Regions from separate parts of the Homo sapiens genome. Here region 1 is linked to region 2. A link is a loop called in an ENCODE intact Hi-C map of the cell type or tissue named here. Cell type or tissue: heart left ventricle. All regions are shown on one strand. Links, peaks and the distances in the headings refer to the core of each region. The heading gives the core; the rest is flanking DNA.

What was found. Peaks named below come from ENCODE experiments on the same cell type or tissue, not always from the same donor. Only the 100,000 strongest peaks of a DNase experiment are listed, where the experiment ranks them.
Region 1: it touches region 2 in a loop (2.3-fold over the local background); 11 of 110 quality-filtered maps call a loop at or near these places.

Annotation. Positions count from the first base shown.
Region 1 is chr2:239,231,086-239,246,818 of GRCh38, forward strand. It overlaps HDAC4 (histone deacetylase 4), which reads right to left. Exons shown (of 27, transcript NM_001378414.1): 3 at 5,508-5,579. Among named protein-coding and RNA genes, the nearest start is that of HDAC4-AS2, 45 kb to the left of the region's middle. RefSeq lists enhancers at 674-1,213, 12,786-13,483. In heart left ventricle, for the core only: no CTCF peak of the experiment used is centred there; no DNase peak of the experiment used is centred there; H3K4me3 peaks cover 837 bases; H3K27ac peaks cover 2,643 bases.
Region 2 is chr2:239,321,107-239,336,839 of GRCh38, forward strand. All of the region lies in intron 2 of HDAC4 (histone deacetylase 4), which reads right to left. Among named protein-coding and RNA genes, the nearest start is that of MIR2467, 23 kb to the right of the region's middle. In heart left ventricle, for the core only: a CTCF peak has its summit at 7,958; DNase peaks (open chromatin) are centred at 7,715, 8,374, 8,705, 9,135 and 1 weaker place; H3K4me3 peaks cover 615 bases; H3K27ac peaks cover 4,601 bases.

The DNA of each region.
Region 1 (15,733 bases), core at 3,196-11,195, 91 kb before region 2:
TCTAGTTAATCCCCTTTAAGGTTCCAGAGTTTTCTTTTAAAAATGGTGCTTTTGAAACATAACCTTAAAAAGAGCCTCCCTAACTCTGACAGATACACGTTTCCCAGGACACAGGTACAGAGGGTGATGAAACCGCCACCCCTATGCCTCAGGAAACCGTGGAACGTGCTTCTCTTTAGTCCAGCATCCCGGTCTTAACATCGGCCTCTACTTCCCCTTTTGGCCGATGGAAGGGCATCGCATTTTCTGAGGATGTCTTTCTCCCCAGTAGCACAGCCCTCAGGGCAGTCATGTGTCCTGCCCTGTAATGTATATGCTGAGCGACCCTGGGACAGCGGCCACGGGATCTGAGGCTCTGGCTTTCCTTCTGTAGGAGCAGTGGGGGGCACAGGAGCCAGGGCACTCGGTCACGGTGGAGAGCAGCGCCATGAGGGCCGTAAGCCCTCAGCATGCCGTCTGTTTAACAGTAAGTCCTTCATCCACACTTCCTGTTGCTACTGACTTTTTTTGTTTGCCTCCGGTTTGCTCCCGGATGCCTGAGGTAGGTGTCCTCCCCGAAGCACCCCTCTCCTCAACCGAGGCTGCTGAGCACCTGCTCCCGGATGCCTGAGGTAGGCGTCCTCCCCAAAGCGCCCCTGTCCTCAACCGAGGTTGCTGAGCACCTGCTCCCGGATGCCTGAGGTAGGTGTCCTCCCCGAAGCGCCCCTGTCCTCAACCGAGGCTGCTGAGCACCTGCTCCCGGATGCCTGAGGTAGGCGTCCTCCCCGAAGCGCCCCTGTCCTCAACCGAGGTTGCTGAGCACCTGCTCCCGGATGCCTGAGGTAGGTGTCCTCCCCGAAGCGCCCCTCTCCTCAATCGAGGCTGCTGAGCACCTGCTCCCGGATGCCTGAGGTAGGCGTCCTCCCCGAAGCGCCCCTGTCCTCAATCGAGGCTGCTGAGCACCTGCTCCCGGATGCCTGAGGTAGGCGTCCTCCCCGAAGCACCCCTCTCCTCAATCGAGGCTGCTGAGCGCCTGCAAGGCCTGGCTGGAAGCCAGCTCGACCTCCAGCCTTGGAACCCAACACCCACCACTTTAGTGATTTTTTTCTACAATAAACATACATTGCTTTTATAATCAGGAAGGGGAGGAGTTTTAGCTACAATGAATCTGAAACAAATGACTGAGTAGTAATAGTTTTTAAGTTCCCCGTAATTCAGCCCTTGGGCATAGTTGGGTTTATAATCCTGTATGACATTTTGCTGGTCTCTCCTGGCTGACTAATTCCATACCTTCTCCTCTGTCCTCAAACTGCAACATCTCCCCAGCCTAACTCAGTCAATGGCTCTGTTTGCTCACTCCATGGGAAAACACAAGGCTCTGGCAGAGAACCGGGGGTCACGAGCTCCCGCCCCCACCCCACCCTGCCACCATGTCTCCGCCTGGGATCTGCCTCGGTGTCAAGTCTCCTCCAAGGGTGGCCCTTCCCCTCACCAAGCCAAGGGTGGCCCTTCCCTCACCAAGCCAAGGGTGGCCCTTCCCCTCACCAAGCCAAGGGTGGCCCTTCCCCTCACCAAGCCAAGGGTGGCCCTTCCCCTCACCAAGCCAAGGGTGGCCCTTCCCCTCACCAAGCCAAGGGTGGCCCTTCCCTCACCAAGCCAAGGGTGGCCCTTCCCCTCACCAAGCCAAGGTGGCCCTTCCCTCTCCAAGCCAAGGGCGGCCCTTCCCCTCACCAAGCCAAGGGTGGCCCTTCCCTCACCAAGCCAAGGGTGGCCCTTCCCTCACCAAGCCAAGGGTGGCCCTTCCCCTCACCAAGCCAAGGGTGGCCCTTCCCTCACCAAGCCAAGGGTGGCCCTTCCCCTCAGCAAGCCAAGGGTGGCCCTTCCCTCACCAAGCCAAGGGTGGCCCTTCCCCTCAGCAAGCAGACAACAACTCCCAGGAAGGGGGAAGAGCAAAGCCACGTCCACAACTGTGACATTCCACTTATTCAAAACGCAAAGAAATAGGAGGCAAAGATGGAATAATACTAACAACATGTCTGTTATATCTTAGTGGTAGGCAAATGGTTATGTGTTTTCTTTTATGATAGAGCTACTTTACAATTAAAATTTTTAAAACATTTTAAAAAAGAAAGAGAACAAAGTCTACAGATAAAAAGTTATGAGGGAAGTTGAAGAAATCAAAGTTGATCTAAGACAAATGGCATTTTGGCTTTTTCCTCCTCCAGTACAGCTGACAATATCCCAAACCCAAAAACCAAAATCCAAAATGCCTCCAAATCCAAAACTTTTTCACGGTGACACTCAAAGGCAATGCTCATTGGGGCATTTCTGATTTTGAATTTTTACACTTAGGATGCTCAACCAGTAAGAATAATGCAAATATTCCAAAATCCGAAAAAAAAAAAAACAAACCCAAAATCCAAAACACTTCTGCTTCCAAGCATTACAGATAAGAGATACTCAACCTGTATAGACTTTCCCAAAGCACATGATATGCTCACCTGACGTTTCTAAAATCTCAAGATGGCACACGAATACATGGTATGAATAATGCTTTTCTGTTGGAAGTGGGAATTTATTAGGACTAAGTGTATTGAAAAAGAACCATAATCAGAAAAAGACCTGTGTTGAACATAACGGCATTCACACGAGGGAATGGTCAGGAAACAGGACAGATCAACAGTGGGGAGGGCTGCCCGGGCGCCCTTCCTGCTCCAAGTACACACTCATCTGTTCAAAGGGAGCGAGCTCTCACAGTGACTGCTGGAGTCATTCCTGACAATTGAGTGTGTGTGTGTATCAGTCTGTTTCCACACCTTCAAACATCAAAATGTCTAAAGAATAGTTAAGATTAAATTCAATCATTAGGAAATGTATAACAGCAATTGAGGACTGACATAACATATACCTAAAAATGTTTATACTCCCATACCATAAAAATGTGGCTTTAAAGACATTTTCCTATCAATTTTCCAGTTATCACCTAACCTGAGATTAATATTTCTTTGCAGTATTTTTCAGTGGGTTGAAATGACCAAAATGCAGTTTGAAAGAACACGCTTCACATTAGAGGCTTCTAAGGCACAGGCCACTGTGCAGGCTCAATGATGGATGTCATACAGGACTGCTGCACATGCATGCATGCTTTCTCTGCCCACTGTTCCTGGGCATCGCTGCTACGTTATTTAAAATTACCCTGCAAACACTCCCACCACGCCCACCAACCCATGCCTGAATATGCAATAAATGCCAGGAGACACGGCACTCTCTCTGACTCAGACCAATGGGAACCTGATGACAAGGGAGGTAAATGGCCAGCGTCATGGGGCAGCCTTCCCAACATGCCACTTCTCAAGTCCGGCGGCTCACCCCAAAGGAAGAGAATGAGGGTGACAGGCTGCAGGAGAGGTCCAGGCCTTGAACGGGGATATAAAGGCTACATCACACACATTCCTCAGTACTAGTCAACGGGACACTGAGATGACATTTATTGAGGAACTACTAAAAAGCTGACACATATCTTTCATCTTTATGAGAACTCTGTAGAGAGGCATTATCATCCCCGGCTAAGAAATGAGAAAACAAAACTGAGCTATTCAGCAACTCGCCTAAGCTCCCACGCAAACAGGCAGCAGAGGCGGGCCCCAGGTGCCCTCTGTGGGAGGCTGAAGCCCCGGCCTGTCCTCACACCAGGCAGGGATCCCATGGCAGGTCTCGACAGGCAGGGTGCGCTTCCCAAGCCAGAATATTAATTTGAAGCCCACCTTTTTTGGTTCACTTGGAAACTATGCATATTTACCATCTTTTCCCAGCCCATCAAGCTATCAGAAAATCCTCTTACCCTCGTGCCACGCCTGGTTAAGCACAAGCAAGTTGTCTCAAAAATGCCCCAGCCACAGAATTCAGTGTTTACACGAAAACAACACCGGCAAAGTGAACTTGAGAGAAAGTGAAAACCAAAACTGTCGACATAAGCCAAAATTTTAAAATTGTGCATCTTCATCTGGTACTTAAAGCTCCCCACCGCTCCCCCAGGCTCCAGTGTGCTGGGGTAAAAAATAAACTGCTTGATCAGTAATAATGCAGAGTAAAATCAAGGTGTAAAAAACAGACAGAAAGGAGCCCCCCGAACACCCCCCAAGAGGCCAGGGGACCGTACCCCACAGACACAGAGAGCCTTCCCGGAGCAGGGCAAAGACACCTCCAGAACTCCGGGTTTGGAAAATGACAGAAAACCTGGCCGACTTGGAAGAATCACAAGGCAAAGAAGGAAATCTCTTCTTGGAAACGTTCAGCCTGGCTTCAAGCTGGCTTCAACTTCCTTTCGGGGTGATGAGTGGGTCTAACTGGGGCACCGGAGGGCACAGGCGGCAGCAAAGGCTGACTGTCAAGGAAGGTGCAGCAGAGCCAAAACCAGAGACCCAGGCCTCGGGACGCAGTCCCTGCAAGGCCCAGCCACACTGCCCTGCAGGACGCATGTGGAACGGAACACTGGTTCCCTCAGCCCCACGCCATCAGGAGGTTCAGGTTTTATTCTCGGAGAGGCTGCATGGCTGGGAAGAATGGTACCCTCACAAGGAGTTTAAACCCTGGAGGATTCTATGTGGAAACGGGTTTTACAGACAAAGAAAAGGGGGAAAAAGTCTGTTTCCATGGCCTATAGACTTGGAGTACCTTAAAATGTTACCTATGGGGCTGGGCGCGGTGGCTCACGCCTGTAATTCCAGCACTTTGGGAGGCCGAGGCAGGCAGATTACTTGAGCTCAGGAGTTCAAGACCAGCCTGGCCAACATGGTAAAACCCCGTCTCTACTAAAAATGCAAAATTAGCCAGGTGTGGTGGCACACACCTGTAATCCCAGCTACTTGGGGAGACTGAGGCAGGAGAATCGCTTGAACCCGGGAGGTGGAGGTTGCAGTGAGCCAAGATTACGCCACTCCACTCCAGCCTGGGCGACAGAGTGAGATTCCGTCTCCAAATAGACAAATGCATAAATAACTAAAAATTACCTATGGAATGAAATATTTCTGATCACCACCGATACTTTTTTTTGTTAAAGAGCTGAAAGGTACTTGGAAGACAGATGATGCCACTGACTCATTTAACCAACAAAAGCTGGTGGCAATGGAAAAGGCGCGGTCTGTCCACGGTCACGTGGCCAGTGGGACCCAGCCCCGCCCACTGCAAGCTCAGAGGTCTTTCCTACAGGCCCTCACGGGGATCAGGGCCAGGGGTTACACCTAAGCCAGGCAGTTGGTGCCTTTGGGAAGAACACATCCTTTAGCACCAGAGAGAAAAAAAACAACAAAAAATCAGCATTTCTCTACCATTTACATGGCACGGAGCCATTTCATTTCCAAAAAGGATGGCCTCTTTTACCACCAGGAAGAGCACCCAAATTCAGTGAACCTGATACCCCACACCTCCCCCCTCGCCCTCTCTGCACTCCTCCAATAAGGCAGAGCGTCTGAACACCTCTTTGGCTCAGCGCAGGGCCGGCCGGACAGGGCAGGGGTGGGCGGACTTACCCGTGCTGGGCATGTGGTTCACGCGGGCAGGATTCAGCAGCTCCACTGGCTGGTCTCGGCCAGAAAGTCCATCTGGAGAACAGAGAAGGCACTGGCTTCAGAAACTGCGCGCATTTCAGCCAACATACTTTATGCTGGGAGTCTGCAGGGAGTAACTCCCCAAACAATGAAATGCATGTGTCCTTCCTACTTTTACAGGGGGACACTTTCAGCTTCATCATAGATTATTTGTATTTGCCAATGTAGAATAATCAAAATAGCCTCCTACTGAGATATGGCAAACGCCCGTTTCTGGCCTAAGAGCCACTGGCTTAGCAATTTGGGTTTACTTCTGTTCAGCAACCACATTATACCCACTCGTGCTGATCAGAAGTCGGCTCTTCTGCAGACCACAAGCATTAAGATAACAAAAAGAGAAGAGCAGCTCTTCCTCTTCTCAGATAGTGACAAACGGTCTGGACGCTCACAGAAACACAGCACAGGGAGCCCTCGGAACCCGCCAGGTGTGCAGACAGGGAAGGAGGCAAGCTGAGGCCACTCTAGCTGCAAATAGGCATGGAGGAGAACGCTTCACCAGGTGTTCTCAAGGTATAGAGTCCTTTCTTTTAAATCCATTTTTAGACTGTATTATGGAGCGGTTTCCATCTATTCAGACTCACTGCAAAGATGAGACTGGAACCCACCCACCACCTAAACCTGGCACAGGCTGGATTTAGACCGCCTGGGATTTTTCTATATTCTCCCAAGCAGAAAGGAAAGAAAACTCTGGCAAGATTTCCAGGAATCACACTTTTCTTTTAAAATTAGCTTCTGACAAGTGGTGTAAAATGCCCTGCAATAATATGCATATCATTACAGACTTGCACGCGGAGGTCATTTTCCTTACTAAGCGAAGGAGAGCACCAGTTTCGCAGGGCAGCCATGGAACTCTGTAGATACAAGTTTTAAAACAGGACAAAAACGACTAACATCAGGTCAAATGACTGCAAAAAAAAAAAAACCCATTTTTTTATCCAAAATAGATAATTCCTAGCATTGCCAACCCGTGCATGTCCTTGGAGATGTTCAATATTCAAGAACGGAAACAAGGGTCCCAGGAGATTGGAGGGCATGCTCTTGAAGTTAGAACTGGGAAAGTGTGAGGCCAACATGGACCTGCAGGAGCTCAGCAGGTGAGGCTGCTCTTGGGCAATGCAGAGATCAAACGTGGGTGCCAGAAATAAAAATCAAAATGAAGACAACAACAAAAAACCACGGGGACCTCTCCAACCAACCAGCAGCTCCTCCCAAGTCTCGGCAACTCTTAAGGTTTGAAAACAGAAGTAAAGACAGTAAGACACTGGGCATATTCGGAGGCAAAACAGTTCTGCTTCCCTGGGTCAGGAGAAAGACCGGCAGGTCATAGTTACACCTTAGAAGCAACCACCAGACCTGAGCAATCGCCCCAAGTCTTCACACATTCCAGGGCTTTCTCAAAGAACATGGCCACCTTAGGAGATGGCCTGGATGCTGAATTGTAAACATGATGCCATGTCTCAAGAGAACCTTCACTGCAACTCAGAAAGAGACCCCAGATAGTGGTGGAAAGTACTTTTCAAGCCTTTTTTTCCCCTAAAAATAAATATATTTGTATTCATTTTTATAATAAATAAAAATAAATAAATGCTCATTGTAGACAAAAAATAAAAAATTCGAAAAGGTGCCTGTATGTATGTATGTTTATATGTGTGTGTGTATTTAACCCAAATCCCACTATAAATACTTTCAGAAACAGCAGAAGGCCCTTTTGAAGATCTCAATGTAGCTGCAGTTTTCCAATGGGAAGGGGTCAAGAGGAGGGGGCTTGGGGGGACCACCCTGGTCAGGGTTCTGCAACAGTTCCTACGAGCCAATGCCTGTCCCCCAGAACTGCCTCCCCTGTAGTCAGCTCAACGCCCAACCTTAGCTTCCACCTCAGCAAAAGCCCTAGAACCAGAAAGTTTGGAAACCAAGAAGCCCCCAGTGGTGAGCAGCAGCGGTGGGGCCAGAGTCCCAGCTCACATGAAGCCCTTTCTTGAGTTTGGAAGTGAACTGCTTATGCCTGAGCCCAAAAGGCGGATCCCTCCAGCACCGAGTTCATACATGAGGCCTAATTACAAGTTACTTTTACTACACTGAAGCAGGAAGACACATCAGATCTCAGTGCAACCGATTTGACTTGTAAGTCACGATACGTGGTGTTCCTGTATCCACAAGCATCACTCGTGTGTTTCAGATCAAGGTGCAGCTTAGTGGGTCTTGGCTCACCTACATTTCTGGGCACTGGGCTGGTCCGCGTCCCACCTACCCTTCAAGAAGACATTTATTGCATGCTTGCACTAGCTGGCACACCAAGGAGAATGCCGTTCGATAACAGCATGTGGATTCCCTGCGTAAACCAGACCTTGACCTTAACATGTCCAATCCTGTATACTGGCGGGTGGGGTGGTTTCTGACACCAGCCAACTGGCACCAACTGGGCGTCCAATGATCCAGTTCCACTCTGACAATAACTGCCCAGAGCTAGCACACACGCCACAGGGGCTCAGGTCCACAAGGCTGCCCCCATTTCAGACACAAGTCCTGGGCCTCCTGGACTTCTAAAGATCGGCTATAAATCAGGAGTTCCCACAAGCCCCTCTCAGGTTCTGTAATTTGCTAGAAGGGCTCACAAAACTCAGAAAAACACTTTACCATGTTGATGGGTTTATTGTAAAAGATGCAAATAAACAGTAACATGAAGGCAGGGTCTGGAGGGGTCCTGAGTGCAGGAGCCTCTGTGTCAGTACCACTGGGGTCAGCAGGTGCGGCTGAACATGCTGCTCCTCTCGTCTCTGCGTCCTGGTGACTGGCCCCATCCCGAGGCTATCCAGGGGTCCTGCCCTAAGTCACTTCATTAGCATAAACTCAGAAGCACATAAGAAGCTCCTCCTTAGGAATAACGAAAGGCTCGCTGGACACTCAGGAAGCTCCTGGGATCCTAAGAGCTCCCTGCCAGGAACGAGGACAAAGACCAGATAAGGCTTATTCTTCCACCACACAGAGATGCTGCTTGTTCTCGTTGTGTGCCACTGGGCCTGGCTAGTCTCATAACAACCTGTACATTCAAACCCCCAACACTGCCATGTTCACATCTTTGTAGAATGACATGGAAATGCTCGAAGGGAAAGCTGTTCTGAGGCGGCACTGGGTTAATAGGAAGTGCCTGCCTCTCGCGGAACAGGGCAGCCATGTGGAACTATCAGAAAACAGCAGGAGTGTCTCAAGCACAGGCGGCCTTGGAGGCGGCGGCACAGACATGGGTCTCAGTGCCGGACGCTAACCCCACATGTGGAGGCCCCGTGAGCCCCAGCCAGCTGGAAGCACGGCCACAGTCTCTTTAAGACAAGATCCCGGCCTGAGCCGTCCTTGGTCGTCCACCTGGACAGCATGACAGATGCCGCATCCCTCATTATGAAAGGCTGGGGCTCAGGGCAGCAGCCATGATCGAGAAGCCAAACACTAAAGGCGTTTTGCCAGAGGTGGCTGGTGGAACACAATCCTGGGGGTAAAGCAGTGGCGGTGAGTGCACTTTGCAGGCGCAGGGGCCACCAGGCCTGGGAAAGACAGCTTTGGAACGGACCTAAACAAAGCGTGGCCAGTGGGGCAAAGAACGTCTGTCACCAGGGTGAAATAGACAAGCTGCGGTACACAGCCAGCTGGAACGCATGACGGCATCCGTGAATGTGCACAGAATAGATTCTTAACGCTGTGTTTTTTCAGATATCATATTCCAGAGTGAGTTAAAATGAAATTAGTGATGAGAGGTGGAATTTCCATATTTATCTGCCTCTGGGCTGAAATTTCTCAGGCTGAGGAGAAAGCGGTGCTAAGAACCCAGCGTTTACAAGCAGGAAAATAATGAAGATGGGAAGCAAAGTACCACTTCCTCATCACACGCCTGCTGCAAGCAGGTTCCCCCTTATCTGTCTCCGCTTGAGAATCTATTTTTGGAAACCCTGCTGGACAGGGACGATCGTACTGAGTGTCCTCAAACAGCATTTAATCAGCGCTGGGGCTGCAGACCAGATGCACACTGAGAGGGAGGCCGAGGAGCACGGGTACCTCGTGTCCTCACCAGCACATGATGTGCCCCAGTGTGCTCAATGCACCCACAGTCAACTGCAGTGACCACATCACTCTTGCCAGGAGTCCCTTTCGCGCCGACAGGACCCAGCCTGAACTGAGCATTGTTTGAGACTCGGAGTCCGCCCATGGGAGGAACAGGACTAAGACAGACAGTGCTTTTGCTTTTCAGAATCCACCTTGCATCAGACGGGTAGGTATGTCTAACCAGAAACCCGGCCTTCTGGAGCCAAAGGAACCTCACTTTCACCCGGAGGGCCCAGGCCCCCCACTTCACACTTGGGGAAATGGCCTCAAGGGCTGTGCAGTTTCCTAGGATCACGGAGTGAGCACCAGCCGGAATCCAGTTCTGTCTCAATTAAACCAGCGGCTTGTCTGAAGCTGGACCTTGAGCAAACAGGTACCCACCAAGACCAGTGCCCTCCACCAAGGGTTTCACATCACAATACCGACACACAAGAAAGGAGGTTTCTTGAGCCAATAAAGAAAGTACATGAAAGCCCCACGCACAGGCTCCTGAACTGGGAGGGGAAGGGAGTGGGGAGAAAGTGTGGTTTCCACCCTTGGGACCTGCCTGGGAACACCTAGTCCTGCCCAGGTTGGGGTGAAAGGGTGTCTCTTGAAGGTTTCATTTGTCTTTCCCAGATGACCAATGACACTGACCATCTTCTTACATGTTTATTGGCTTTTTCACTGGCTGTTTTGGATTCATGTCTTTTTGACCTGTTTTTTGCCCCCAGTTGGGTTGTCTTTTTCTTATTGATTCAGAGGAATTCTTTACAAATTCTGAACATTAATCCTCTGTCAATTAAATGCTGCAGATATCCTCTCAAAGGTCCTATTTCTCAATCTTTCAAAGCTTCTGCTTTTATGTCAGGTTCAAGAAACTCTTCTCTTCCTGGAGGCTGCAGAGATATTTTAACATATTTTTACCCTGAAACTTTGCAGTGTTCCCTTTTATATGTAAGTCTCTCATCTACTGGCACTGATGTTTGTATACGCTATGAGACAGGGGTTTGGGGTATGTTTTCCTATGATAACAGCCAAATGTCCCCTCAGTGTTATTAAGAGGTCTTATCTTTCACCATGGATGGGCAACATTAGTTCCCTTATAAGCCAAATCTCAATCCTGTTGGCCAACTTGTTTTTGGTTTTGCCAATAATCACACTGTCTTAACCACCATAACTGTACAATAACTCTTAATATTGGCAAGGCAAAAAACCCTACTTTTTTCTTCCAGATCATCTTGGGCAAAATTGGCCTTTTACTCCGCCACATAAATTTTAAAATTAACTTGACAAGTTCCACCAAAAGAAAAGAAAAGAGAAAAAGAAAGAAAGAGAAGGAAGGAAGGAAGGAAGGAAGGAGAAAAAAAGAAAGAAAGAAAGAAGGAGAAAGAGAAAGAAAGAAAGAAAGAGAAAGAAAGAAAAGAGAAAGAAAGAGAGAGAGAGAAAGAGGGAGAGAAAGAGAGAGGACGAGAGAGGAAGGAGGGGAAGGGAGGGAGGGAGGGAGGGAGGGAGGGAAACGAACAGTGCCTGGGATTGCACTGCATCTGTCATTTTGAGAGAAGATAATCTTTACAGTACTGCATCTTTCAATCCATGAACATGGGCTATTACCTCCTTTCATTTCTCTCAGAAATGTTTCAGAATTTTCAGTGTTGCGGTCTTGAACATCTTTAGATTTATTACTAGGTATTTGATATTTGATTTCCATTATCAATTTCTGTTTGCTTGCATATGGAAACACAATTAATTTTTACTTATTGGTTCTGTATCGTAGAATATTAATTTCAATCATTTTTCTGTAGTTATCGTGTATTTTCTACATATAGAATCAGGTCACGTACAAATAATGACAGTTGTTTCCACCTTCCAGACCTCACACCTTTTCTTCTTCTTTATTCTGCTGGCTCAGTCCTACAGTACAGTAACTAAAGAGAAATGGTGATAAAAGACACTTTGGTCTTGTTTCTGATCTTACGAAGGATATTTCAATGTTTTACTGGAAAGTGTATTGCTTGCTGCAGGTGTCCAACAGGTAACTATCAGATTAAGGAAGTTCCCATCTACTCCTAGTTTGCCAAGACATATTTTTAAATCACATGTTTGCTTAACTGTATTAAACTTTTCTGCATCAATTCAGCTTATTAAATAATTTCCCCTTCCATCTGATAACGTAGTAAACTTTTTTTTCTCATGTCAAACTAACTTTGCATTCCTGTGACAAACCAGCGTGGTCAGGCCCAGGGGGTTTTTGGGAACAGGAAGGCAGCAAGAGCTCCACACAAGCTACACCTAAACTCTTTTCCACGCTTGATTCTGAAGACTTGGAGACCTCAGTCCCACATTTCACCTTAGCACCTCACTTCAATATTTCGTTATGAGCATAAAATGAGAATTGGATAAATTAACATTCCTTTTTTTTTTTTTTTGAGACATTGTCTCGCTCTGTTGCCCAGGCTGGACTGCAGTGGCTGGATCTCAGCTCACTGCAAGCTCCGCCTCCCAGGTTCACGCCATTCTCCTGCCTCAGCCTCCCGAATAGGTGAGACTACAGGCACCCGCCACCAAGCCCAGCTAGTATTTTGTATTTTTAGTAGAGACGGGGTTTCACCATGTTAGCCAGGATGGTCTCGATCTCCTGACCTTGTGATCCGCCTGCCTCGGCCTCCCAAAGTGCTGGGATTACAGGCGTGAGCCACCGCTCCCGGCTGGATAAATTAACATTCTAAAGTGTGTTTGGTGGGGGGTTGCTGACATAGACAAAAACAATGAAACCGCTGTGACTCAAGAGTAGTATAGGTCACACCTCACTGTGCACACCCCACTGTGCTAACAGAGCTGCTTTTCAGACACGGGAACGGAAGCTTAGGGCTACTGGGAAACAGTAACGACACAGTCTTCATTGCAGCCAATCTCCCCATCCTTTCATATTTTTCAAACAAAGGTGTTGTTTTAGAACAGCTGTGAGTTTATAGAAAAATTAAAGCTAGTAGAGACTTATCCTATACTCTGCACCCTCCATGCCCTACAACTAACATCTTCCATTCCTGTACTCTGCACCCTCCATGCCCTACAACTAACACCTTCCATCAGGATGCTGTGCTTAGGTGTCATGACAGAAAAAGCCCGGACTTGATTCAGATTTCCTCCGTTTTTCCCTGGTGCCCATTTTCTGTCCTAGCGCCCATCCAGGGTCCTGCCTCTCTTGGCTGCAACAGTATCTCAGACCTTCCTTGTTTTTGACCACCTTGACAGCTTTAAGCAATCCTGCTTGGGTATTTTATAGAATGTGCTTCAACTGGGGTTTGTCCCAGGGCCTCACTGGGACTCCAGGGACTGAGCTGCGTGAACACCTAAGCAAGGGCTGACGTCAGACCAGAGAAGCCCCGATACCTTCAAACCGAACTTCATGGGCAACGGCAGAGTTCCCATGGTTTAAAGAAAGAGCTTAGCCTTAAAGCAAAGACAAAAGAAACCACTTGGTTCTCGTGTCTGGGGCAAAAGGACTTGTCTTTTGCCTGAATAAGGAGGGACGGAAAACTCCTTCTGCTGGGAGGATTGGCCATGAGGAAAACAGCCTCTTGGCCTGCACCAAACTGGCAGGTGTCTGTGAGAAAGCGCTGCGCGAGGGCCCATGTGGCCCACCAAGACCTGCACCTCCTGGAGGGCGTGGTGCGGTGCACACTCACATGCAAACCTTCCCTCCACACGGCGTGTGAGTCAATGTGGAATGAAGTGGGTATCTATTTGGGTTTGGGGCCATCATGCCATCCCCTCAGGCCTCTAACCTGTGTGACCAGAGGTAGTAGAATTTTACTGGCACTCTGATGCCCTTGTTCAATTAAATTATAAAAGGAAGTTCAGTGGGCTGAAATGTCATGGCTTGGAAACAAAATGATCTACAAGGTCAGCCAAATACTCAAATTCCCCCTAGGTCCTTCCCCTGACCTGAACCCCCAGAGGGGTCTCCATCTGCCACCTCAAGCAGGACCTGCACCTGCGCTGGCCTCCTCCCAGCTCAGCCTCCTGCTTTGCTGAGTGACCCCAGCAGCCCATCCTCCCTCCACTGTGCGGCCCACACCCTGGCACTACCCCTGGGCCTGGCAGATACTAGGCATAGGCTTGATGCTCCATAAACTTGTGCCCACCCAACCGGCCCTCCCTGGGAGCTCTGCTTATAGCCTCGAGCATCCCAGGCCACTAGATTCTGCTTTTCCCCACTGCGCAGGTTACTGAAAATTACCAAAGTTCCATAACAGTGCTTGCATCTGCCCATTAATAGAAATTAAACTTTAATGAGTAAGTGCTGTGAATTCCTCAGGCATGTCCAACATAGTTTATGTGCATTTATTAGAGAAAATGAAAATGGAAAAAGATTCTTTCCCTAAGCAATATTTTTCCTTCAGGGTAATCAGGCAGTCTTAAAATGTCAAGGATAACCTAAGAAGTATTCCTGTTGTCTCTCCACTAAGAATCAAAACTAGCTGTAGCTGCCGGCTTACAGGAAGTACGGGTTTGGCAGAACCTGCTAAAGGACACTGGATTGGCTATGATCAGTCAAGCCCTGAAACAGAAAATCCCAGGACAAAGGACTCAGTGAGGCGGAGAGTGGGCAGGGGAAATTTCAGATATGCCCACCAGTCCCGATGTTTTGGTCTGGATTTGAACAACTGGCTGTAAAAAGACAGTTTTTAAGACAACCAGTAAAAATTAAACATCGTTTGGGTATAAGATGATATGTAGGAATCATGATTCCTTCTGCTGAGTGTGATAATGGGGTTGGATCTGTTAGAAACACACATTCAAGTATTTAAGGGATGGTGCTGTGGCCTCTGAGATCGGTTTTAAATTCTCCAGAAAATAAAGGTGTGGAGAGATGAAGTGGTCACGATGGAGAGCCTCAGGGATTTCCTGGCGGGAGGTGGCTGTGGGCACTCGCTCTATGCACTGGTCTCTTTCCTTTCATATATCTTTGAAACTTTTCATAACAATTTTTCAAGAGATGCCAGGAATAAAGACGAGCCTGCCCCCACCTTCTATTCAATATGTCTTTCCTGAGCATCTGCTGGGTGATCTACCTAACTTGTTCCTTCACGAATATCCCAACAGTCTTCAGTTCATCCCCAGCCCCTATGTGTTCAAGCAGACACACACGTCTGGTTCACAGCTCAGCGAGCAGGCCCTGAGCGTCTGGGAACGTGAGAGTGAGCAACGCAGAGGCCTGGCCCCGGCCCAGCAGAACCGGCAACCCACACTGGCTGCCTGCGTCCAGTCCCGCCATGGGGTCTGCCTGGTGCCAGCACCTGCCCAGACACAGGGCAGAGGAGACTGCAGGGGGGTGTCCAGCTGCTCTCACGTGCCAGGCCAGGCTTGCTAACACCTGTGGCTTAGTCGGGTGATAGGGACAAAACGTGCAAACTGAGCCCGCTGGACACGCAGACTCAGCAGGCAGGCAGAGCCCGGTGGGGAGGCAAACGCGGGCAGGAGTGAGCCACGGGGGAAAGGGAACAGCAGGTTACTCGGGGATTTTCCCAGGGAAAATGTGGCAGTGGAAACACAGCACCTCGCCCCTTCCCCTCCCCCGTCGGAGAAACCATCCATGCACCCAGGAGGCGTGGCAGCCGGAGAAGCACCGGGGTTGCTGCAGGCCACAGGACGCGAGGAGCAGTGTCAGGAATCAGTGTGGAAAAGGGGCTGCCCGGGGGCTGAATGGGGCTGTCCTGTTGCCACAGGTCCTGGCACCGAGCATAGAGCCAGGTGTGTGGGCGGGGGCCGGCCAGGCGCTGGCTGAGCAGGTGATGGCCACGGCGCCGGCAGGAGTGAAAGCAAGCCGCTCTTCCTGCTCCGCAGGGCCCTGCTCTGTGCTCTAAGGGCCGGAGAACAGCGTTTCCTGGAGGGAGTGTCTCAGGGCCTCTCCTAGACGGTTCTGCAGGGCCTGGCATGGCCAGGCTGCTTCCTCCCTAAGTAAGACAACACGGAGAGACAGCTCTCAGCTACCCCTACCTACCAAGTGGCACAGGCCAGCTGAAGCGTTCATAAGTGATTTAGCAAATCAGGAGAAAATGTCCTCGCCTGCC
Region 2 (15,733 bases), core at 3,920-11,919:
CTTATAACGTTTGCTTTATTATTGTCTCTTGCAGGTTCTAAAATCAAGATACTCTAAGCTTCATAAGATTAGCTTGCAGCCAGGCGCAGTGGCTCACGCCTGTAATCCCGGCACTTTGGAAGGTGAAGGTGGGCGGATCACGAGGTCAGGAGATCGAGACCATCCTGGCTCACACGGTGAAACCCCGTCTCTACTAAAAATACAAAAAATTAGCCGGGCGTGGTGGCGGGCGCCTGTAGTCCCAGCTACTCAGGAGGCTGAGGCAGGACAATGGTGTGAACCCGGGAGACGGAGCTTGCAGCGAGCCGAGATAGCGCCACTGCACTCCAGCCTGGGTGAAAGAGCAAGACTCCGTCTCAAAAAAAAAAAAAAAAAAAAAAAAAAAGGTTAGCTTACATTTTTCTGTGTTTTGAGCCAATCTTAAATAAGGTGAACGTGTGTAAATGTTGGAAAAATATTACATTATCCCTGAAGGAGTAGCAGCTTTCAACAATTACCTAACTGGGTCCTTTGTGGGGTTCTCAGAAGTTCTTCCTTTTAGTGACAACCAACTCATGCTGCTTCCTGTCAGAGTACAGGATGCTTTTCTTCTAAGGTCTGACATTTTATAGTTACTTGCTCTGGCCCAGTCAAAGCCCTCCAAAGCCCTGCCATAGAGCACAGAACATCACAGCTCCCGCCCACACCAGGACTTCCCCTAGACACTGGCTTCATCATTCTCAGGGCAGCATCTATCCCTGATGGCACATCCGGTTGTTAAGGGGGAGGGTCTTCACTGCGAGTCGTCCAGGTTCTTGACATGTTGAACAAAGAATTGGACAAAACACACAAACAAAGCAATGAAAGAATGAAGCAACGAAAGCACAGATTTGTTTAAGCGGAAGTACACTCCACAGAGCAGGAGCAAGCTCCAGAGCAAGCTGCTCAAGACTCCCACTTGCAAAATCTTCTGGGGGTTAAGTACCCTTTAGAGGTTTCCTACTGGTTACACCCTATGTAAATGAAGACTTGGCTCATGACCAATCAGAGGCCAAAGTGAAGTTACACCCTATGCGAATGAAGACTTGGCCTGCAACCAATCAGGGGCTGAAGTGAAAGCTCAGCCTGCAACCAATCGGATGCTGAAGTGAAGGCCCCCTGTCTCCAGATCCTATTCTACTGCCTTGCAATGACAAGTTTAGGGGAGTAAAGCCTTACACTTCAGAGCGCAAGCTCACTGGTTAAGAGTCAGTTGCTTGGCACAGCCCCTTGGGCCAGTGACTTCCTTTCTCAATGCCTCTGTTTTCTCATCTGTAAAATACAGATGATGTAAGGTTAGTAGGACCCATCCGTAGGCTGTTGTGGGGATCACAGCTGTAAATATGTAGAAAACACTTAGCAAAGTGCCTGTGCAGGGCAGACTCCATCACTGCCAGCCATATTTACCATTATGTAGTTGTTTATTTACCCATCTACTGTTTGACTTTCCCACTGGCACTGGGTGTGGCAATGGGTGGGGGCTTTTCCTGTGTGGTTCACCAGTAGACCCCAGTGCTTACAGCAGCCTGGCATGTAGCAGATGCTCACAAGAGGTGTCTTGACTGGCTGAGTGCTGGTGTGTGGACGGGAACCAGCCTAAGGAAAGCACTCTTGAGACTCTTCATCCTGCCCGGGTGTGGGTAGCCTGGGTCTGTCACTCGGCCCCACACCCGGGGCCCCACTCCTGGCTTCGATAAGCGACGTCACCAATGTCTGCCCCAGCACCTGGACAGACTCTTGTGGCCCTTCCTTCTCGGGAAGCCCAGAAAGAACTGCAGTGACTGAGACAAACCCAGCGCTGCTGCGGGGTGTGTGGAGGCATCTTGCCATAGTGGGTGGGGTGCACGTGCCACAAACGGCTCACTCTTGATGATGAGGGTGACTCACGCATCCCCTTGTCCCCACAGTTCTGTTTCTTGGACTTTATCCTAACAAAACAATCATGATAAGAACAACCAGCCCCAAACATAAAGACACATGTGCAACAATGCTCGCTGAGGTGTTATTTACTATACAAAAAATTTAAGTCCCATTAACAGAGGATTTTTAAATACTGAAATATTACGGAGCTACAAAAAAATCCCATTGCTGTTCTATCGTGTATGTAATAGGTACAGGTATGGACATGGGGAGACAAAGAGGGAAAGAGAGAAAAAGAGAGAGAGCTCCTGCTTGAGAATCTACAAAATGTCACCTGTGACTTTCTCTGAACTGTGTGCCTCCCAGCTAAATGTGGTCTGGCAGGGTAAAGAGAGCATTTTCCTTTCTTTCATCTTTCAGCATTGTTGGATGTTAAGTAAAGAAAAGACTACATCTTAACTTTTGAAACTGGGGAAGGGGAGTATTTTCCCATTTATTTAATAAACTGCTTTCATCCAACAAAATCAAAGCAATAAATGGGGCAGATCCTCGGAGAGCCTGTGTGTGGAAGGCACTGTGCAGTGCTAGGTGAGAGAGGAGGCGTCTGGGAGCTCAGGCCACGCCCTCCAAGAACCCGCGGCCAACGACTTAGGTGTGTGCGCCTGGAAAGTGCTTCTTCACGTGTGGACATGGGAGAGGTAATGCTGAATTCATGTCTCCGCCCAATCTGGATTTAAGGAGGAAGATGCCGGTGAGAGCTCAAAAAGCATCCCCTGTCACGGGGCCCCGGGGCAGCCAATCACACACACCTGGGGGCCTGCACAGGGAAAAAACGCTGCCACTCAAGCAGGCAGAAGCGCCACAAAAACATTCATTTTTATTTTTTCTAAAAAAAGACAAGAACATCCATTGCTGTTGAAATATTTAACTTAAAAAAGAAACAGTGCAAATTTCAGAATGAAATATATCCTCTATTGCTTCCCCTAGAATCCAGGCCACAGAAAGTGCATCTGAACGGGACCACATGCGCTACGGTATGCACTGATGAAACACTGACAAAGGCTGGTGTAACTTTTAAAATGCGAAGGATTAGCACAATTGAAGGTGTGAAACTAGAAGGCAGCTGAAAAAATTAAAAAGTAACTAACGCACATAAATAAGAAATCTGGGGTCTCTGGAAAATATTTTCAAACATAGAGTACTTGGACAATCCTGAATTTGAAACCCAAATTGGACACGCAAAGGCAAAAATGTAGCCACAATTAGCTGAAAGAAACACAGCCCTGAGCCATCCTACAAGAAAACCAATCCTGCCACAACTCACCAGTGCGAACTTAACATGGAGAAAGAGGTCCTCACCGCACAGTATCCTGAACAGAAAGGCTGGTGAGAGTGAAAATTAAAAGCCAAGAGAACAATAGCAATTTTTAAACTCCTTCAGATAAAGTAAATAAATCCTACTCCCTGTAAAGCCTATTGCCATTATGTGTTTGCTCTCCAGGGGCCAAGCAAAGCCAAAGTGCCTGCGTGGCATGCTGTGGCTTCCTGCTCAGCAGCCCACCCGCTTCAGTGCAGCAGCCAGCACACTCAGGACCCCCAGGCAGATAGCACGCAGGACTCTGACGCAAGTGGTGACAGGATGGTCGGAAGAGCCCCACTCACGAGGCACCACAGCTCACAGCACAACTGGGAACCCACGCTGCAGAAAGCCTGTTCTCTGTCTCCTGTGGAAACCCTGGTCAGTTGTTGTTAAACTCGCCATCCCTTGGAGAGGCCATAACAGAAGGGGGCGTGGGCGAGGTGCTGCTGTAGGGACGCAGCGACAGGGACGGGAGCCAAAGAACAAGAGACTGAATATGGCTGCAGCGCCCTGGCTTAGGAAGAGCAGAGTCTACACCGACCTGGGAAGGAAGAACAACTGCAGCTCAGACACTTCCAAAGCACAACTTCAGAAATGAGCAAGATCTTTCCTCTAAGACACATGCTCTCTTACAGCAGCTAAAGGCAAGCAACATCCTCTTCAACAAATGGTGCTGGACCATCAAATTGCCACAGGCAAAGGAATGAAGTTGAACCCCTACCTCATACCATATGCAAAACTTAAGGCAGAATACACCAATGATCTAAATATAAGAACTAAAACCATAAAACTCATAGAAGAAAACACAGGGGGTTAGTCTTCATGACCTTGGATTTGGCAGTGGCTTCTTAGATATGACATCAAAGGCCAAGCAACAAAAAACAGATTAACTGCACTTCATCAAAATGAAAAACTTCTGTGCACCACAGGACACCATCCAGAGAGTGAAATGACAACCTACAGAATAGAAGGAGATATTTGCAGATTATATATCTATAACATATGAAGTACCCCTACAACACAACAACAAAAAAACAAACAACCCAATTCAAATATGGGCAAAAGACGTGAAGAGACATTTATCCAAAGAAAATATGCCAACGGCCAATAGGTACATGAAAAGATGTTCAACATCACTAATTATTAGGCAAATACAAATCACAACCACAATAAGATACCATTCACACTCACTAGGATGACTATTATTTCAAAATTGGAAAATAAAAAATATTGGTGCGGATGTGAAGAAATTGGAACCCTCATACGTGGTGGGCAGGAACATAAAATGGTGCAGTGTTGTGGAAAACACTTTGGTGGTTTCTAAAAACTTAAACACAGGGCTGGGCGTGGTGGCTCACGCCTGTAATCCCAGCACTTTGGGAGGCCGAGACGGGTGGATCACCTGTGGTCAGGAGTTCGAGACCAGCCTGGTCAACATGGCAAAACCCCATCTCTACTAAAAATACAAAAATTAACCGGGCGTGGTGGCGGGTGTCTGTAGTCCCAGCTACTCGGGAGGCTGAAGCACGAGAGTCACTTGAACCCCGGGGGACAGAGGCTGCAGGAAGCCGAGATTGTACCACTGTACTCCAGGCTGGGCAACAGAGTGGGATGAAAAAAAAATAATAATAAATTAAGCACAAAATTATCATAGGATTCAACAATTCTGCTCCAAGGTATATACCCAAAAGATGTGAAAGCAGGGACTCAGAGACGTGTGTACACATATGTTCACAGCAGCATTAGTCACAATGGCCAAAAAGTTAAGACGGCCCAAAGGTCCACCAAGAGATGGAATAAATAAGATGTGATGTATGCACACAATGGACTGCTCATCCTTAAAAGTTTTAGGAACCAAATTCTGACCATGCCACAATACGAGTGAACCCTGACACATTATGCCAAGTGAAAGAAGCCACGCACAAAAGGACAAATACAAGTCCATTCACAGAAGGGCCCTAGAGGAGTCAGATTCGCTGAGAAAGCAGAATGGTGAATGGTGGGTGCCGCAGCCAGAGGGAGGGAAACAGGATTGTTTACTAGGTATGGAGTTTCTGTTCGGGAAGATGAAAACGTTCTGGGAATGGATGGTGGTGATGGTTGCCCAACAATGGGAAAATATTTACTGCCACTGAACTGTGCGCTTCAAAATGCTTAGAATTATAAATTTATGTTATGTATATTTTACCACAATAAAAAAGCATGATGAACAAAGAAATTAATATACATGTTGGTAGACAGAAACAACACCCAAGTGTTATTTCAAGAATTAAAAAGAAATATGTTATTTATTAAAAGAATCAGGGATTGCTTTATTAACTGATATGAAATAATCTTCAAGACAGAATAAATGGCAAAGCAAGGAGTTGGAAGAAAACAACAGATGGCAGTATGTTTTAAACTCTCTATGATTTGCTAGATACTTCTGGGGCCATGGGCATCCCAGCGAGCCAGCAGCTGGCTGCTTCTCTGGTCCGAGACCCCCACATCCACCGCACCTGAGGCCTCTCTGAATGCTGATGGGAGCCTGTGGGGCAGTTCACATGCCACCCCCAAGCACACAGAGGTCACCCCTGTCATACTGCTAAAGAGAAGTGCACAACAGGCCCAGGGGTACGACCTTCCCAGGCCATGAGTGCAGGCATGAGAGGCACAGTCTGAACGAGACCACATCACTCACTGGCGGTGCACCTGTTTCTGGAAAAAAACCCTGACTAGGATGATTCACCAACTGCCTTCGCTGAACAAATGTTTCAGAATCTGAGAAGCAGAGCCCCAAGGAAGCCACAAGAGCCTGGGGTCAGAAGGCGGCAGCCTCGCCTGGCTCTGCTGGCAGCTGGGTTTCCTGGGGCACCTGGCTTTGCCCTGGGAGCCTAGCCGTACCCACCTGGGAGGGAGGGTGTGCCTTTCCCACGGGGTGGCCCAGGGCTCGGCTGAGCCAATGGCATGAATAAGGCAAGCCGGGGCCCGATGAACGTTCCTCCCCTTCCCCAGGGGTTGGGAGGCACCCCCATGCAGCTCAGAAACTGGGGCCCAGGTCCCCTGCCCTCAGAACCTGCTCTGCAGAGCCCAGGTGTCCAGCGAGTGAAACTCAGCTGTTCTGCCCCTCAGCTACAATACGGAAGTCTTTTCTCAATTTTACACACAAAGTTAATTATCGTAGACAGCCTGGACTTTTTTTCATTCATGAAACTCCCTTAAATTTGGTTCATACCACAGTTTATGTGCATAGGCAGAAAACAAGTCGAAACTGCAATCTTGAAATCAGACGCTAGCCCCCAGCCAGCCAGCCCAGACTTGGCCCGGGACTGCCCTTCTGCCTACAGGGCTTTCCCAGAGAGACTGCCTGGCTCACAGGATGGGACTCAGAACCAGGGCCTGACAGCCTCCCCAAAGCGTGCCTGTGCCCTGCAGGCCCTCGGAAACCCAGAGCAAGCCTAGAGACACCCTGGCCAAATTCATGGGCATGGCCAAGCCCTGCCTGGTTCCTGGCCCACACTGCTCCCTGCAAGCTAACATCCAGCAGAGGCCCCTGGACAGTCTCTGGACAGTCTTCCTTCCCATGCTCTCCCCGCATACACACCATCCAGGGGCCTGGGGTGGCTGCCATTTCTTCTGAATGTCTGTACAGGCCCATGCCTGGCCCTGTCCACAAGGCCCCTCACTGCACATCCCTCCACATCTGCCAGTGACTGGTCCCCGCCCTGAGCAATGTAAGCTGGATGACACGCTGAAAGCCACACATTCCCACCATCCACCTATAGCAGGGGCTCAATCAATACTTGCCAAATGCCTGAATCAGCCCTGAAATGACTGGAGGCCCAAGTTCTTTCTTCTAGCCACCCTGGAGGAGCCCTGGCGCTGGCCCAAGTGTGCTCCCCGGTAACCCAGGACTGTGGGGAACCCAGCTCCCAGGCTTCTGGCCTCTTCACGGGTACCCCAGATGAAAAATGTTCTACAAAAACAAGGGCAGGATGAATGTAGTCCGGGACCTCCTGACGATCTCAAACGCTGCTGAAAAGGCCTTAAGATGAGGTTTGCTGTGAGCAACAGGAAGCATTCTGTAAGGCATTCTGTCCTTGAGATCTGGACAGTGAGGTACTTGCTGTCCAGCCCCTGAGTTTCCCAGACCTGAATGTAACACTGTGCAAGCCTCACACACAGGGATCTTTCTTAACCCCTACAGAATGCCCACTGGAAGGAGGCAAATACTCCCAACGAGGAAAACATCCTATCCATGAGAGTGGGGAGCTGGTGGGGGAGGAAAAAGAAACACCAAACATTTCAGGAAATAAATCACATCTGTGCCCGGCATCCTCCCCCAGCGAGCACAGCACACATCCGAACTGCCAGGCTCGGCACCTCTGAGAAAAGGACTTTGTCGGGTGCAGCCATACGCCTGACCTCTCGGGCGCCCGCTGGCCCTCTTTATCTCCAGCAGCCCAGCCCGGAGCTCAGAGGGCAGGCCAGCCCTGGCCAAGAGTCAGGAGCGGTGGAGCTGGGCTTGGTGTTTATGTCTGATCCAGACAACTGGGGGTTTATGACGATTTACTGACGCAAGAGCTCCCCGAAGCAGCATGCCAGAAATTAATCAAGGGAGGAGGAATTCTTTTTAAGAAACCACTTGGCTGCTGCGAACCTGCCTGAAAGGCTGGGAGTGTAAGCTGAGCTCCTTCCTCCAGGCCCAGGCCACCAGGCAGCAGCAGCACACCCAGGACCCACAGGCAGAGCCCAGGGCCAACTCCTGGCCCCAGATGGAGGCAGGCGGCATGGAAGGTCCTGCAATGCCAACCCCCCACATCCCCCCCAGTGCAGCTACCTCCCCACCAGCCGATCCTGGGCTAGCCCACTCCCAGAAGGACTCAGAAGGGGTCCACGGGGACCCCACCAGCTGTGCAGACCCCAAAGGCGGGTCCTCCTATTGGAATGACAGGAACCCTCCATTATCTGCTAGTAAAATTCCTTTCTCAGGAGTTGAGTTTTATGGTTTACCATCACTCATCACCAAAAGAGAAAAAAAGGTAAAACATACAAGTTTGATTCTGCCCCGTCATCTCAGTGAGACAGGCACAGCCTCTGCAGCAGCAGCTTGGGCTGGGAGGGCAGGGGCCACGTCGGGCCAGCAGCTCCTCTCCAGCTTTCTGCACACCCCTCCTCCCACCGGGACACCCCTCCTCCTTGCTCCCCCATTCCTGCTCCGGCTGGGGGAGGGAAGCTGGCATCACACAGACACCCGTGCTCCATTTGTTTTGTGATCTGATGTCCAAGTTATTCTGAAATTTCAAACACTGAAGGACACAGGTTATTTATATTTATCAAAAAGGGCATGAGTCTGACAAGGCTGACTAAACTAAACCTTGCCAGACACTCAGGGCCTGGGCTGGGCTACAAAGGGTTCTGGATCCCAACAGGAGGACAGCAGCTGACATCCCTGGGCAGGAACAGGCGCTGGGCTCCGTGCCTGCCTCACTGGATCTTCACGACAACCCTATAAGGTGAAGTCTCTTAGGAGCCCCATGTCTCAGAGAAGGGAGCAGAAGCCTAGTGGGAGGCGGCCACGGGTGTCTGTGTGATGCCAGCTTCCCTCCCCCAGCCGGAGCAGGAATGGGGGAGCAAGGAGGAGGGGTGTCCTGGTGGGAGGAGGGGTGTGCAGAAAGCTGGAGAGGAGCTGCTGGCCCGACGTGGCCCCTGCCCTCCAAGCCCAAGCTGCTGCTGCAGAGGCTGTGCCTGTCTCACTGAGATGACGGGGCAGAATCAAACTTGTAGGGGCCTGGATCAGCGGCCACAGAGCCGATGGCCGGAGGCCGTATGCAGGCCAGGTACAGCTGCCTGGAGAGCCATGGGAGAGCCACAGGAGAGCCAGAGGGACACTGGGAGTGGTGCCAAGTGGCCCAACTGCCAGCTTTCCATAGGAGCATCGGGAAGGGGAGGTCCAACCAGGCCCCAGGGGGACCCTGTGCCAAAGGAAGAGATGCCTCACAGGAGACCCCGCGAGGGAGTGGCAGCTGCTAACCCTGCCTGGTTCCAAAGGCCTGAGCAAGGGCCACTGGGGCCTGCAGCCAGCAACCTGGCAATCAGGACTGCAAGAGGGCGACAGGAAGGAGTGTGGCTCACCAAGGACACCTGAACTCTGGCCCCACCGAACACTGGCCTGGACTTCCGCTCCAAGAAGCTCTTCTCCACCAACACTGAACAGGCTGCCAGTGACCGCGCACAGTGGTTGAAGGCAGCCACGTGGCAGAAGTGGCACAGGTCAGCCAACCTTCACACTCTGTTTTCTTATCTCAGAGGAGGATGCTGATTCTGACAAACAAAATGGCTGCTTCCCCATAATGCTAACATCCCCTGGTCATGAGGCCTGGCCTTCTACAGGGAGAAAAATCGCTGGCTTCCTTACTAGACTATCTGTAATTCAATGTGTCAATACAAGTATATTTATCTTTAAATGTTTTAAGTGAGCAATTATACTGAATAAAATATACTTTTAAACGTAGTATACTAAACGTGGTATTTGTAACCCAACCACTTTGGTTTAATGTGGCAAAAGAGATCTCACCCTCAGCCTTCTCCATCCCAAAAAGGCCACTGAAGAGGACAGGCTGTGCTGCCACCCCAGCCCCACATGCCACGCTGCTGACACAGACCTGCTGCCCTGTGCGTGCGCATTCCCAACCTGCCTGACCTTGGCTGCCCGAAATTCGGAGTGGGGAGGAAGGCAGATATGCCTGAATACAGCCCAGAGGACATACTGAGAGAGCGGCCAAGTGAAGCTCTCAGCCTGCCCAGGAGGAAGCGGGGCTGATGGGCCATCGGAGCAAAGCGCGGCCAGCACTGTCGTGACATTGATGGCACGAAACTCAACGTCCTGCACATGATTCCTAAAGCTAAATCTGGAATGAATTCTTCCTTCATATTCGAGGGGAAAACGGTAAAAGCCACGAGAAGGAGGCAGGATGGGGGAGGGAAGACAAGCAGGAAGGGGTGGGGTGGCCCTGCCCACTGCATTTCTGGTCAGGGAGATTTTAGAGCATTTATAAGGTGCGACATAAATCACCTCATAAAATATCTGAATAAAAGTGCTATAAGAGCTGCTCAAGGCTGCAGATATATTTCAGTCCACTTTAAAATATGCCCAACAGTTATTTTACTGCAACATAAAGATGAATGCAAGCCTGGAAAGCAAGCTGGGACTCGTGAACTAAGCCGCCCAGATAGTGAGTTCTACGGGGGAAGCCTTCAGGAAGCACACACGGGCCAGGTGAGCGAACTGCAATGACACGTCGCCAGGGCTGCACTGGACCCACCGTGCGGGGACTGCCAGGTAAACCTCAGCTTCCACTCTGGGCTACAGCGGGCCATACTAACCCTCCAGCCAGGAACACAGAGGACAGGATGCAATCTAAAACACGGCGATGCACGAGGAGCCCAGGCCTGGGAGAGAAGGGAGGTGGAAAGAGGGCACACTCGGCCCGCGTGTCCTCCAGAGGCTGAGGAGCGGAGCAGCACCGGACGGCTCGGACCCTGGGAAACGAACGCCAGACTGAGCGTGGGGGTGAGGAGAGCCCCGTGCCAGGAGTGAGGGCAACACGGACCTGACCAGTCCTCACAGAATCCGCAGCTTGAGCGTAAGAAGGGATACAAGAGGGAAAGGTGGACATTTCACAGTAACAAAAAGGCAGTTATTCCAATTTTATGGAATAATTTTATGCATAAAATTCTAAATCTGCCTAGGCTTAAAATAGCTTCAAAATAAACAAAGGCTAAACCTGACAGAGCTAAAAAGAGAAACAATGCCAATCCACAGTTACATCAGGGGGATTTTAATATTCCATTCCCACTATCTGACAGAAAAGCAGACAATAAAATAGTAAAGATAACAGGAGATCTGAGCACAATGATTAATTTGATTAAATGGACATGTAGAACTGGCAAATCTCCACGGCTGACTTCTTCTCTTCAAGTATACATAAAATGTTGACAAAACTGACCATATAATCAATAAAGCAAAATTCAAAGAATTTCTAAAAACTGAAATTACATAAAATGAGTGACCACAGTGAAATTAAACTAGAAATCAATAACAAAATGAAAGCAAAATACTAGCAAATTCATAAAGCACTGAAATTTAGAAATATATTTCTAATTAACACAAGTCAAAAAAAGAAACTAGATAATATTCTAAACCAAATTATAATTAAAATGACATTAAAAAGCTCACATAATCTAGCGAAAGCCATACATAGGTGGAAATTTATAGTTTTAAGCACGTGGATTACAGAAGAAAGTCTGAAAAAAAAAAATCAGTGATCTAAATATTTACCTTAATCAGTAAAAACAACAACCCCAGCAAATTAAATCCCAAAAACAAAAATAATAGCAATAAGAACAGAAATTTATTTTTTTAAATTCAATTTTAAAAAATCAAGAAAACCAAACACAGTTCTTAAAAAATATTAATATAATAAATAAGCTCCTAGCAAAGTCCAATGAAGGAAAAATGAGAGAACAAACAATATCAGGAATTTAAAAGGGGATGACACTACAAATCCTACAGTCATTACAAAGATAATGAGAAGGTATTTAAACAACTTTATTTCAATACATTTGAAGATGCAGATGGAATGTAAAAAATTCCAAGAAAAACTAAACACACAAAAACTGACACAAGAAAATCTTAAAAATCTAAACAGTCCTATATCAGTTGAGGGTGTAATTTACAAATCTTCCCACAAAGAAAACTCCAAGATAAGTTCATAAGCAAATCCATCCCAACTTAAGAAAGAAATAGCATCTTTCCTACATAAACTCTTCAAGAAAATCAAACAGGTGTCAGCAAACTATGGCCCATGGGCCAAGTACAATCTGTGGCTTGATTTTATATAACCTGAAAAATAAGATGGGATTTTACATTAAGTGGTTGGTAAAAAAAAGAAGAAAGAAAAGAAAAAAGGGAAAAAAACGTGCAATAGAGACCATATGTGGTCCACAAAGCATGAAGTCTTTACTGACTCTCTACAGAAAAATTTTGGCAATCCTAGGAATAGAAGAAGAAAGCAACTTCATATTTTAAGAGATTAGTATAACTTTAATATTAAAATGTGACAAAGCATTTCAAGAAAAAATAACACGTCAATCTCATATCTTTAGATGATAAAAATTAAACTGACTATAAGCAATGTAAATTCAACAGTATATAAAAAGAATAACACATTATAATAATTATTACAGAAGTGTAAGGTTGACTTAACATTCAAGTCAATCAGAAAATTCAACACAATAAAATAAAGAAAAAAAGCATAAGACTATTAACAGATGCAGAAAAAGTCTAATACATTAAGTTGAACCAAATGAAAATACCATTTTTTGTAGATGGAAAAAGATCAAATATCTGCAATTTCACATGACTCCATCTAATATTTTAACAGCTGCTTATCAGAAAAACTCAGCAAACTAAGAACAAAAGTAAACTGCATTCATCTCATGGACTACACAGAACTTATAGCAAATTTTATCTATAATGATGAAATACTAAAAATTTTTCTCTTGATATTAGAATAAGACATAGATGCCTACTACTACCAATGACTGATATAGATGCCTACTATTACCATTTGACTGAAGGTCCTAGGCAGTGCAGCAAAGCAAGAAAGACATAAAAGTTTTAAAAATTAGCAAAGAAGAAATGAAACATTCACCGTCCATAGACAATATGCATTAAAAACCCAAAAGAATATATAGATAATGAGTATAATAATAAACACTGTGCGAGGTATCTGGAGACACGACAAATATACAAAAATGAATTGTGCTTCTAAACATTACAAAAATAAAATTCCCCCAACAAAACAGCATAACCTAGAAGTAAATCTAACAAAAGAAATAAAAGACCTCTAGGCCAGGCACGGTGGCTCATGCTTGTAATCCCAGCACTTTGGGAGGCCGAGGAGGACGGATTGCTTGAGGTCAGGAGTTCGAGACCAGCCTGATCAACATGGTGACGCCCCGTCTCTACAAAAAATAGAAAAAATTAGCCAGGCATGGTGGCATGTGCCTGTAATCCCAGGTACTCAGGAGGCTAAGGCACGAGAACTGCTTGAGCCTGGGAGGCGGAGGTTGCAGTGAGTTGAGATTGTGCCACTGCGCTCCAGCCTGGGCAGCAGAGCAAGACTCCATCTCAAAACAAACAAATAAAAAAAAACTAAGACCTCTATACTGAAAATTACAAAATATGATCGAAAGAAATTACAGATGCTCGAAAAAAATAGAGAGACGTAGCATATTCGTAGATTAGAAGACTCCTAATAAACTGATTTCATATGCAAATCAGTGGATCCCAATTGAGACCACAGCAGGTATTCTGTTGAAATTGAAAAGCTGATTTTAAAATTCATATGGAGGCCGGGCGTGGTGGCTCATGCCTGTAATCCCAGCACTTTGGGAGGCCGAGGCAGGTGGATCACAAGGTCAGGAGATCAAGACCATCCTGGCTAACACGGTGAAACACCCCCCTCTACTAAAAAATACAAAAAAATTAGCTGGGCATGGTGGCGTGCACCTGTAGTCCCAGCTGCTGGGGAGGCTAAGGCAGGAGAATGGCGTGAACCTGGGAGGCGGAGCTTGCAGTGAGCCAAGATCGTGCCACTGCACTCCAGCCTGGAAGACAGAGCAAGACTCCATCTCAAAAAAAAAAAAAAAAAAAATCCATATGGAAATGCAAAGGGCTAAAAAGAACCAAAACAAGCTTTGAAAAGTTTTAAAAAGTTGGAAGACCTACATTATTAGATACTATGGTTAACTGCAAATCTATTAGTTAAGACAGTGTTGCACTGGTACACAGATATGCAAACAGACCAATGAACTAGAATAAAGTGCAAAAACAGATCCATTTATATAATTTATTTCACTTATGACAAAGTTGCATTGGATAGCAGAGAAGAAAGGATGACTCTTTTAAATAAATACTGTTAGGCCAACTGAATTTCCAAACGGAAAAGTAACTCTCAATCCCTACCTCACACATAAAAAAAAAAAAATTCCCAGTGGATCACAGATCTAAATGAGTGATAGAACAATGAAGTTTATCAAAAATAATATAGAATATCTTCAAATAGGCATAGATAAAACTATTAAATTGGACTATTAAAATTAAGAGCATCTGTTCAGCAAAAAAAAAAAAAAAAAAAAAACACCATTAAGAAAGGGAAAACGCAGCACACACATAGAAAATAGCAACAAACAACAAAAAGCTCATTCATAGCCAGTGTACAGAAATAGCTCCTACAACTCAGTAAGAAAAATAAAGACAAACCAATTTCTTAAATGAATAGAAACTTCTCCACCAAAGATGACATCTAGTTGGTCAATAAACGTATGAAAAGGTATTCAACATTTTTAGTAATCTGGGAAATACAAATGAAACTACAATAGTTAAAATGAAAAAGAATTACAGTACCATGTATTGGCAAGGACAGAGCAACATTCTATAGGTCAGAGTGTAAATTGGTACAATCAATTTGAAGAACTGTTTGGCACACATACACCTTATCAAAAGAATTGCATACTTATATGAACCAATTGAAATATACAAGAATGTTACAGTAGCATTATACATAATTCCAAACTGGAAACCACCAAAATGTCATCAGCAATTGAACCAATAAATAATTTGTGATATGTTCATACAATGAAATATTATATACCCATTAAATGAAGAAACTACTACTATAAGCCACAATATCAATAAATCTAACATATTGTCAAGTGAAATAATCCAGACAATAAGAATAAGTATTACGTGATTTATATGACGTTCAAAACCAGGAGAAACTCATGTTAGAAGCTAGAGAAGTGGTATCTAGAGGGTGTGAGAGTGAGGGTACAGTAACTGAGAGAGGACATATACGGGGCTTCTGGGTGTTGGGATGTCCCATTTCACAATCTGGGTAGCAGTTACAGGCATCTTCCTTTTGGGAGAGTTCATCAAGCTAAGCAGTCATGATTCTTGCACTTTCCTGGATGCCTGTGATACTTCAGTTAAAAAGTTCACTTAGACATTGGCGGTCTTCAAGGCTACATGTTTATAATAACAACAATGGAAAGGCTGAAAACAAACTCCCTGTCCACCAACAATGACTTGTTAAGTTACTCTACCACATCCATGCACAACCATAAAAAAAAGAGTCCCCAAAGGAAAAACTGTAAAAGCTAGGTGCTAAAGTAACTACAGTATACAGCCATTCATGAACAAACATTAAGCAAAAGAGAGTATCTATAAATGTACTTCATTTTGTGAACTCAAAATTCTTGACATATTTTATTAAAACTTGAGTAGACAGTAGAGAGAGCTGCCATATACCCTACCAATACCACCTGCACATTCCCCGCGATTATTAGCATCCTACCTTACTACGGTATGTTAGTCACAATTGGGAACCAATACTGACATTACTGTCATTAACTAAAATTCTAGAGTTTAGGATTTCCTGAAGTTTCCCA